2 separate regions of the Homo sapiens genome follow, and region 1 is linked to region 2. A link is an interaction called in ENCODE POLR2A ChIA-PET data of the cell type or tissue named here. Cell type or tissue: B cell. All regions are shown on one strand. Region 1 overlaps CHD5 (chromodomain helicase DNA binding protein 5). Region 2 has its middle 19 kb from the start of KCNAB2.

The links. ChIA-PET counts read pairs that join two places held together with the same protein. Peaks named below come from ENCODE experiments on the same cell type or tissue, not always from the same donor. Only the 100,000 strongest peaks of a DNase experiment are listed, where the experiment ranks them.
Region 1: POLR2A ChIA-PET joins it to region 2 with 6 read pairs; 2 of 35 experiments call an interaction of 5 or more read pairs at or near these places.

What each region holds. Positions count from the first base shown.
Region 1 is chr1:6,107,932-6,112,931 of GRCh38, reverse strand. It overlaps CHD5 (chromodomain helicase DNA binding protein 5), which reads left to right. Exons shown (of 42, transcript NM_015557.3): 34 at 1-23; 35 at 655-792; 36 at 1,049-1,157; 37 at 2,406-2,538; 38 at 2,942-3,137. Among named protein-coding and RNA genes, the nearest start is that of KCNAB2, 65 kb to the right of the region's middle. RefSeq lists a silencer at 3,877-3,976. In B cell, no CTCF peak of the experiment used is centred here; no DNase peak of the experiment used is centred here; H3K27me3 peaks cover 366 bases.
Region 2 is chr1:6,024,307-6,029,306 of GRCh38, reverse strand. It overlaps a transcript of KCNAB2 not described here. Among named protein-coding and RNA genes, the nearest start is that of KCNAB2, 19 kb to the left of the region's middle. RefSeq lists enhancers at 799-868, 919-968, 2,549-2,718, 2,222-2,985, 3,159-3,468 and 1 more. In B cell, no CTCF peak of the experiment used is centred here; DNase peaks (open chromatin) are centred at 856, 2,046, 2,436, 3,056 and 2 weaker places; H3K4me3 peaks cover 3,222 bases; H3K27ac peaks cover 3,981 bases.

The DNA of each region.
Region 1 (5,000 bases), 84 kb before region 2:
GGACAGTTCCGAACTCAGGCCAGGTCTGGGGCTCTTCTGTGTTCTCTACCTGTGCCCCATGGTCCCTTGAGGGTGCCCTCTGGACCCTGTTCAGCCTCCCACAGTCTCCCAGGCGCCGTCCCCTTGGCCCCAGGCCTGATTGGAGCTGGCAGGTGGGAGCCTGGATTCACCAGCCCCTCACAGCCAATGCCGGGGACAGCCTCTCCCCTACTCTCTCCTGAGCCCTGCTGTGCCCTTGCCGCTAAGAGAGAGGAGAGCTGGTCATAGAGCCTGGCCTGGGGGATTTGGGGCTCAGCTGGAAGCTTTGCATACCTCTAGGCCCTGGAATGTTCTGGAACAGTTGTCCTCAGATCAGCCCCCTCAGGCAGCTCTGTCTTTGAACTTGAACTGTACTTTTCACAGCGCTCTCCTGTCCTACTCCTGGGTGGTCCTGATGTGGTCGGGGAGGAGCACTAGGACCTGGAGCTAAGCCTCCCTGCCCAGGACAGAGAGAGAGGCCGTTGGCTTGTTTAAGACCCTTCTGGGCAGCGAGTCCCCTGAGGACAAGAGGATGTTTTCTACTTGCCTCCTGGGTCCCCCGTGCTTGGCAGAGAGAGGCCGCTGGGCACTGCTTTTTGGATGGATGGATGAATGAATGTGATCTGTCCCCGGCAGATGACACCAAGGCTGAGGAGAAGGAGCCCATTGAAACACAGCAAAATGGTGACAAAGAGGAAGATGACGAGGGGAAGAAGGAGGACAAGAAGGGGAAATTCAAGTTCATGTTCAACATCGCGGACGGGGGCTTCACGGGTATTGGGGTTGGGGGTTGGGCAGAGAGCTGAGGCTTCCTGACTGTGGGTCCCAGGAGTCTAGACCAGTGGTTAACTTTATACTAGAGTGTGACTGGTTGATGGAAGTCCATCGTATAACCTTTCTTAGCCACCCTGGAACACTGGACCTCTGGGGGTGGAGGCAGTGGCAAGTAGGGAGGGAGCGGCTCTCCAAGCCTGCCTGTGCGTGAGAGCTGGGGCACTTCTCACCCTGCTCACCTTGGCTTGTTTCCCAGAGTTGCACACGCTGTGGCAGAACGAGGAGCGGGCTGCTGTATCCTCTGGGAAAATCTACGACATCTGGCACCGGCGCCATGACTACTGGCTGCTGGCGGGCATCGTGACGTATCCTTGGCCAGGCCGGGCTGGGCAGGGACTTGCCCGTTCCTCCGTGGACCTCGGGGAGAGCCCTCTGAGAGCTCCGGGGGAAGCCTTCCTCGTTCTTCCTCAATCTTCCTCACTTCTGGCGGTGGCTAGAAATCCTCGGCATTGCTGTGTCGCCCGCTCCCCGCCGCTGTCATCCCGGCTTCTTCCTTATGTGTCTCTGTCTGGGTCCACATTGCTCTCTCTTTTTTTTTTTTTTTTTGAGATAGAGTTTCACTCTGTCACCCAGGCTGGAGTGTAGCAGCTTGATCTCGGCTCACTGCAACTGCTGCCTCCCGGGTTCAAGCGATTCTCCTGCCTCAGCCTCCTGAGTAGCTGGGATTACAGGTGTGCCCCACCACACCTGGCTAATTTTTGTATTTTTAGTAGAGACGGGGTTTCACCATGTTGGCTAGGCTGGTCTCGAACTCCTGACCTCAAGTGATCCACCCACCTTGGCCTCCCAAAGTGCTGAGATTACAGGCGTCAGCCACCACACCCGGCCTTTTTCTTTTTCTTTTTTTTTTGAGATGGAGTCTCGCTCTGTGGCCTAGGCTGAAGTGCAGTGGTGCGATCTCAGCTCACTGCAACCTCTGCCTCCTGGGTTCAAGTGATTCTTCTGCCTCAGCCTCCTGAGTAGCTGGGACTACAGGCATGCACCACCACTCCCAGCTAGTTTTTGTAATTTTAGTAGAGACGGGGTTTCGCCTTGTTGGCCAGGCTGGTCTCGAGCTCCTGGCCTCAAGTGATCTGCCCACCTTGGCCTCCCAAAATGCTGGGATTACAGGCGCGAGCCACCATGCCTGGCCCCAAATTTTCCTCTTCTTACAAGCATCCCAGTCATTGAGTTTAGGGCCCACCCTAGTCCAGCATGACCCTTTCTTAACTTCATTACATCTGCAAATACTCTATTTCCGAAAAAGGTTCCCATTCACAGGCACTGGGGGCAAGACTTAAACGTATGCACCCCAGGTTGTTGGGGTGAAGAGTTAACCCTCTGAAGCCCCGGGGCTGTGTCTGGTGCACCCAGGGCACCTGTCAGTGTCTGCTGATACTGTCACTGTTGTGTCATCAATATGTTCCTCGTGCAGCTGGGCTTAAGGACTTGCCTGAGAGCGTACAGCCAGAATGCCGACCCCCGGGCTGGCCCCTCCCCCTCCCTGAGCTGCCTCCCCCTACGGCCCCACCACTTCTAACGGCCAGGTTTGCCCTTAATGGTGCCCCACCCAGGCACGGCTACGCCCGCTGGCAGGACATCCAGAATGACCCACGGTACATGATCCTCAACGAGCCCTTCAAGTCTGAGGTCCACAAGGGCAACTACCTGGAGATGAAGAACAAGTTCCTGGCCCGCAGGTTTAAGGTCTGTCTTCTGAAGGGCCAGGGCTGCACGGGGCAGGGAGGGACGGTGTCAGGAGGACCCTCGCAAAGGCAAAGGAATTAGAGAGCAGCAACCCCTCCCCGTGTACCTGGGTCACGCTGCCACGAAGCAGCAGTATGTCCATCAACTAACAGTGGTGGATCCTTGCTCTGGCCCTGGCCCCACTGGGAAGTATCTGCCGCCTTGGGGTGTTGGGGTACAGAGAACCCAGCTTGGTGACAGCTCCAAGGGTTGGCCACCACCAGGCCAGGGTGGGCAGCAGATGGCAGTACGTCCTCTTTCCCTCCTTTCTGCCGGGAGCCTTGGCCTGGGGTGGGCGCTGGTGGAGCACGGAGGGTAGCCATTCAGCGGGAGGGGCCGGGCCGACGCTGCGCCCCGCCCCCAGCTGCTGGAGCAGGCGTTGGTCATTGAGGAGCAGCTCCGGAGGGCCGCGTACCTGAACATGACGCAGGACCCCAACCACCCCGCCATGGCCCTCAACGCCCGCCTGGCTGAAGTGGAGTGCCTCGCCGAGAGCCACCAGCACCTGTCCAAGGAGTCCCTTGCTGGGAACAAGCCTGCCAATGCCGTCCTGCACAAGGGTGAGCAAGTCCTGCCCCCCACGGTGCAGCCCCCCGCCCTTCCTCCTGCCCAGCGAGCGCTCTTGGCTGTAGATGAGGGCACTGATGGGGTAGGGGCTGGGGACAGATGTCAGCCCAGAGGGCGGTGGACTTCTGGGCCAAGATGGAACAGTCCTGTCATCAGACCCCTTATCTCCCCTGCAGGGAAACTGAGGCTGCTTGCTTCTCCAGCCTGTTTCTCAAGCCTGCTCTGTGCGGGCCCCGGCCCGGGCTAGTGACACAGAAAACCACGAAACTGTAAAGGCTTCTGAGTCCTGACAGCGTGACTTAAATGCACTGTGTCTTTAGCCCGGGCAATACCCATCAGCCTGGAGCCTTCTCCTTGGCCCCGTGTGGGAAGGGAAGTAGTTTGCCCAAGATCTCCCAGGATTCAGAGCTTTGGTGCTGGCTGCACATCTCTGCCTGTGGTCACAGGGCACACTTCTGCCCTCGGGGCTCCCGGCTGGTTGGGGGAGGGGTGGCCCTGTGGTGAGAGTTGCTGGACCCCTCCCTGTGCCCTGCAGCCCTCCCTGGTGTACTCTGATCCTGTGCCCAGTAGGGCCTGGGGCTGCAGGTCTCCCTGAGAACTCTTAGGAGGGAAGCCCAGCGTCAGGCAGCGCTTCTGGCTGGCTCGTCTGCAGCCCGTGGGCCCTTGCCCAGCCCAGAGGGGCTCCTGGGAGGAGTTCTTTGGAAGCTCCTGCTGTGTCCCCACTTGGCAGTGCTGCCTGCAGCTTGGGAGGGCCTGGTGCAGGGCACCCCCTGGTGCCCGGTTCTGGGCAAGTGCAGTCATACACCCTTGCAAATAAGCCCCAGCTCTCGGGCTACCTCCCCTGGCACAGCCCTTCATCCCTCCATCCCTCCATGCCTCCATCCTTCCACCCCTCCATCATCCCTCCATGCCTCCGTCCTTCCACCCCTCCATCCCTCTATTCTTTCACCCCTCAATCCCTCATCCCTTATCCCTCCATCCTTCCACACCTCCATCCTTCCATCCCTCCATAATTCTTCCATGCCTCCAACCCTCCATCCCTCTGTCTCTCCATCATCCCTCCTTCCCTTCATCATCCCTCCATTCCTCCATCCTTCCACCCCTCCATCCTTCCATCCTTCCATTATCCCTCCATGCCTCTGTCCTTCCACTCCATCCCTCATCCCTCTGTCATCCTTCATCCCTCCATCCTTCCACCCCTCCATCCCTCCATTATCCCTTCATCATACCTCCATCCCTTCATCCTTCCATCTCTCCGTCATCCCTTCATCATCTCCATCATTGCTTCATCCCTCCATCATCCTTCCATTCTCCCTCCATCCTTCCACCCCCATCCCCCATCTCTCCATCATCTCTCCATCCTTCCATCTCTCCATCTCTCTACCCGTCCATCCCTCCATCATCCCTTCGTCCTTCCATTCCTCCATCCCTCCATTATCCCTTCATCATACCTTCATCCCTTCATCCCTCCGTCTCTCCATCTTCCCTCTATCATCTCTCCATCATCACTCCATCCCTCTATCATCCTTCCGTCATCTCTCCATCCCTCCATCCTTCCACCCGTCCATCTCTCCATCATCCCTCCATCTCTCCACCCCTCCAACCCTCCATCATCCCTCCATCTTTCCACCCCTCCATCATTCCTCCATCCCTCCATCATCCCTCTATGCCTCCATGTCTCCACCATCCCTCCATCATCCCTCCATCTCTCCATCATCCCTCCATCCCTCCATCCCTCCATCCCTTCACCCCTCCATCACCCATCCCTCCACCGTCCCTTCATCCCTCCATCCCCCATCTCTCCATCATCCCTCCATCCTTCCATCCCTCCATCATCCCGTCCCTCCACCTTCCTT
Region 2 (5,000 bases):
TCATCTTTTTTTTTTTTTTTTTTTTGAGATGGAGTCTCTTCAGTCGCCCGGGCTGGAGTGCAATGGCGCGATCTCGGCTCACTGCAGCCTCTGCCTCCTGGGTTCAAGCAAGTCTCCTGCCTCAGCCTTCTGAGTAGCTGGGACTACAGGCACACGCTGCCATGCCTGGCTAATTTTTTTGTATTTTTTAGTAGAGACAGGGTTTCACCATGTTGGCCAGGATGGTCTTGATCTCCTGACCTTGTGATCCACTCGCCTGGGCCTCCCAAAGTGAAGGCTCATTTTTATAGACGTGACCAGCCACACCCAAGTGTGAACCCACGCCTCAGGGCGTCATGGCGGGACTTGTGGCGCTTAGGCTTTCTGTGGCTGCATCCAAATTCCGAATCATCCTGGAAGCTCAAAGGTTCCAGAAGGCTGGTTTGCAGATCCCCGAGGTCTTAAGAATGATCACCTTGTATTCCTTATCTATTTGCCAGGCAACTTGGACTCACAGCTTTCAAAAGGCCAACTCTAATACGATGGGGACAGTGGCCACCAGGAGGCGGGGTCCCTGGAGGCCATCCTGGAGGTCAGTGGAGCAACACCAACGATGGACTCTCCCCCAGATTCACCTCTGTAACCATATCCTGTAAGACTGCTGGGAGGTCAGCTCCTCTGGGCAGGGAGCTTCATCTCTTTCCTTCACGGATGTACCCCCGCACCCAGAGCGGCCACCAGCATGTGGTAATGCCTAGTGAACATCGCAGAAGGGATGGAGAGAGGGGGGCTGTTCTGGGCTAGGTGTGACGTCCTGGGTGTCTTCCGGAAGGCCTCGGGGCGAGGACTCCAGCACCTGCTTGTTGAACTGATGTTATTTTGCATGTTGCTTCTGGAACCCCGGAGGTCCCCCCTGCCAAGCCCCCGAAGTATCTGCCGTGACTACTGTATAACACAAAACCATGGTCTGCTTGTTCTGCGTGCCAGAGCCTAGAGGAGCCATGGCAGTGACTGTGCTTCCAGCGGAGACAGGAAGAGGTATAACTGCTCAAAACCGCATGACACAGAAGGGCACTTACACAACACACACTTCCCCTCTCACCCAGAAGCCAGGAGCCCACACAGGAGCCCATTCCTTCCCTGGGTGGGATCTGATGGCAGAGGGTCAATGCTGCAACGAAGGCAGGTGCTGACTCTGAGTGCACTGGGGTCAAGACCCTAGGGGGCCGTTGGCCTGGTGGGTCATGATGGGGATCTGGAAGAAAGGCCCATTTGTCAGAAGGACACCCCAGAGGGTGGGCAGGGGTTGGGAGGTCAACATAACCCAGTTCCCCGACAGCTCCATCCAGACTTTGGCTCAGATGCAGCCAAAGAAATGCGAGGAGAAGAACTGTGCAAACCTTACTAGAGATTGGAGATCCCAGTCAGGATTCCCTGTGTTTGTCACAGAGAAACCTCAGTCTCTCCTCCAATCTCCTGAGGCCTGAGCCGAGGGGACCAGTGGCACGGCGACAGATGTCACATGGTTCAGTCAACAGCAGAAGCATTGGGACCTAACCACGGTGCCCAAGGTCATGACTGCCGAACGGAGCATTTGATGGTACATCACATCAACGCCTCATTAACAATTTTCAAGAAGATCACAAGCTAGAAATTTCAATCTCTTCAAAGCAACGTTCAATGCCTGTTCCCTGATTACAAATACGACAGGTCTAGACTTTTGCAAGAACAGTCCACATTCACATGTAATCAATGCTGCAATGAACAAAAAATAGACCACAGCCAAAAAATTCCCATGCCTGCCCTAGCTCCATCCTGCCTCTCAGTGACCACAGGTGGAAACTACGGTGCCGTGCAGGGCCGCTCACCTGGCACTGGGTGGTGGGTACCCCAGTGCTGCACAGACGGCACGACCCGCAGTGAGTCAGGGCTGCCGCAGGCTGCTCACTCAGTAGCTGGCAGGGCCTGTCCCCTGCAGAGGCAGCAGGAGCCCTCGACAGTTCAGTCCCCATAGCCGCACACCCAGGCCCCCGGCCTCCTCCCTTCAGCCGTCCACACACACACACACACACACACACACACACACACACACACACACACACACACACTGTGTCCCCCAGGAGGCTTACAGCCTCCTCCCTCCAAGACCACACCCTGCACCCATATCCTGCCCAGGGGAAATGGAGGAGGCAAGTGAGAGGGGACGCAGGAAGCCATCACCAGGGAGCCCCTTGCCCTCCCCTCTGGGACAGTGACTCAGGGCTGTGCAAGGGGTTGCAGGGTGGGGAAGTGTTCTGAGGGGTCTTTATCCCCCACCACTGCCCTGTGCTCAGCCCCAAGGGGGAGGGGAGAGAGGAGGGACTGGGGACCCACGCCATCCATGTTCAAGGCAGGGGCCTTCGCGCCTTCCACTCAGAGATGGGAATCCCCAGGCCAGGGCCTCCCGAGAGACAGCAGACAAGATGGGCAGGGCTCTCCCCAGGAGCTGCCAGCCCTGCCCCCTGCAGAGGGACAGAGGTGGCCCCACATGGCTCTCCATCTTCCGGCGTCTCCCTCAACATCATCCCAGGGATGAAGGCAGAAGCCAGGGGAGAATGTGCGGCCGTCAGACATCTCTGCTGGGTGCCAGGCCCACTCTGTCCAGCAGCAGCAACAGGAAGCAGTGAAGGGCCGGGCTGCGTTGGGCAGGGTGTCTTTGGGGTCAGCTCACCCCAGGCTGAGGCCAATCCCTAGGCGGGCATGCGGGGCTCAGGGGTTCAGGCTGGCACAATTAACCCTGGACATTACGGGGGACCTAAGCCCTGCTCAGGGAGCTGAGGCTGCCCACCCGTCAGACAGAAAACCCATCCTAGACAACGGGATCCCCGGAGCACCCCAGGTACCTGCTCCTGAACGGGAACGACCGGAGACAAGGCCATTTTCCGAGCACTCAGGGGAACGCCAGGTCACACATCTGCTGCAAAGCACGCGCCTTGGGACCACAGCACCCAACAGGAAGTTGGTGCAGCGCGTGCCAGAGCTATGCACTGCCGCCGCAGGGCTGAGAAGCCTGGCGCGCCAGGGCCCCGTGGGGTGTCGGGGCGTGGCCTTTGCTCTCAGGCATGCCTAGCGCGTGACCCAGGTGGGAGGGCCCGACATCTCCGACCTTCCTGGATGAGCAGCGGCCAGATGGGGCAGGAGACAGGCAGAGGACAGGAAGCAGGTGGCTGTGAGGAGACAGCCCGGGCCTGTCCCCAAGCGGCCCCTCCAGAGTAGGAGGCAGACCTTCCCTGTCGGCCCAGGAGCCCCTTTCTCAGGGCAGAGGGTTCTGGTGATGTTGAAGAGCTCCCCTCACTGCTGCCAGCAGTGTGCCGGGATCGGCTGTGTGCCGGGATCGGCTGTGTGCCGGGATCGGCTGTGTGCCGGGATCGGCTGTGTGCCGGGATCGGCTGTGTGCCGGGATCGGCTGTGTGCCGGGATCGGCTGTGTGCCGGGATCGGCTGTGTGCTGGGGTGGGCTGCCCACCTTTTACCTGCGCTCCCTCATCTTATCTTCCCTGCTGCCCTGGGAAGGGGTACTGCTGCCCCCCCATGCTACAGGTGACAACACGAAGGGTCAGAGAGCCCTGGACTCAGGGCTGGCTGACTCTAAAGTGTGCTCTGAGCTGTGCACTGCTGAGAAGCCCAGGGCAGGCTCTGCCACTCCATCTCCCAACTTTGTGCCAGGACACAGAGGGGGCAGCCGCCTTGAGGGGACAGGTGGCCCTGGGGAGGACGGGCCAGAGGTAAGAGCACCCTCTGCGGGGTTTTTCTCCCTCCCCGCGGCCTCTCCCTGCTCTGCCATTCCTTCTTGGGGAGGCCCCTCATTCCTTCTTGGGGAGGCCCCTCCTCCCTCCTACGCCAGCTGCTGAGCCTGGGGCCAGGCTCTCTGGTGACTCACTCTGGGCACAGCCCAAGCTCTTTGGGGTACCAGGCAAAGGGAGGACTCGGGTGGAACATTCCATCTCCCATGGTGCCAGCCACCTGCACCGTGTTGAGTCCCTGGTCCCAGGCCACACCCGTGTGTGTGATTCCAGGAGGGAGGCTGGCACCCCCTCTCCTGGCATAGGTACACAGCTCTGAAGCCTACACCAGGGGTGCTGCTGTGTGTTCCCGGCAGGATAAAGATAAAGACAGTGGTTAGGGGAGGTAGAAAGAGGAAAAGGAAGGGAAAATAAAATAGTCTGGGTGCTCACTAGGAAAGTAGAGGTGTCGAGAGACAAACAGGAGGGAGAAGGGAGAAGGAGGAAGGCGAACGAATGGGAAAATGAAAAAGAAAGAGCGAGGCGCCATGACGGAGAGCTGGGGGACAGCAACCCATGTTGAGCCAGCTCTGGGCCTTGCTCCCAACCCTGACTATGACATGCTTTTTACAGATGGGGAAATTGAGGCCCAAGAATATTAAATAACATCCAAGGTCGCTTGGTGAAATTAGTGGCAAAGCTGGAACCAGAGCCTAGGTGTGTCCAGCTCGAAATTGGGGTTCTTTCCTCACACATACCTTGACCTCCTGCCCTGGAGCCCCCCATGGAACTCTGGCTCTGGACAGGTGACCTCTGCTGCCTCCCAGAGCCAGAGAACAGCCGTTATCCTCTTGGCCCCCAGCACGGAGATGTTGCCCTGACTCTGTGGGTCTCCAAACACAGACTGTATTCACGGCTATCACAGACCACAGCTGCAGATGCTGAATCTCACGAGCAGAGGTAAAAGCTAGGGGATGCGAAAGTAACCTCACTGGCTGCTTCGCAGTTTCAGACACACTGAACCAGCCCTCAAACCTCAGCTTCATTCCTGGCTCTTAAAAATAAATTGTATTTTCAGATATTTGCCAACTCTTTTTTTAAAAAGTTTCTTTGGACCAGGAAGGCAGGTGACTGGTAAATGCTGAGTGGCAAAATTAGAGATACTTCATTTAAAAGACACTACTGGCTGGGTGCGGTGGCTCACACCTGTAACCCAGCACTTTGGAGGCCAGGGTGGGAGGATTGCTTGAGGCCAGGAGTT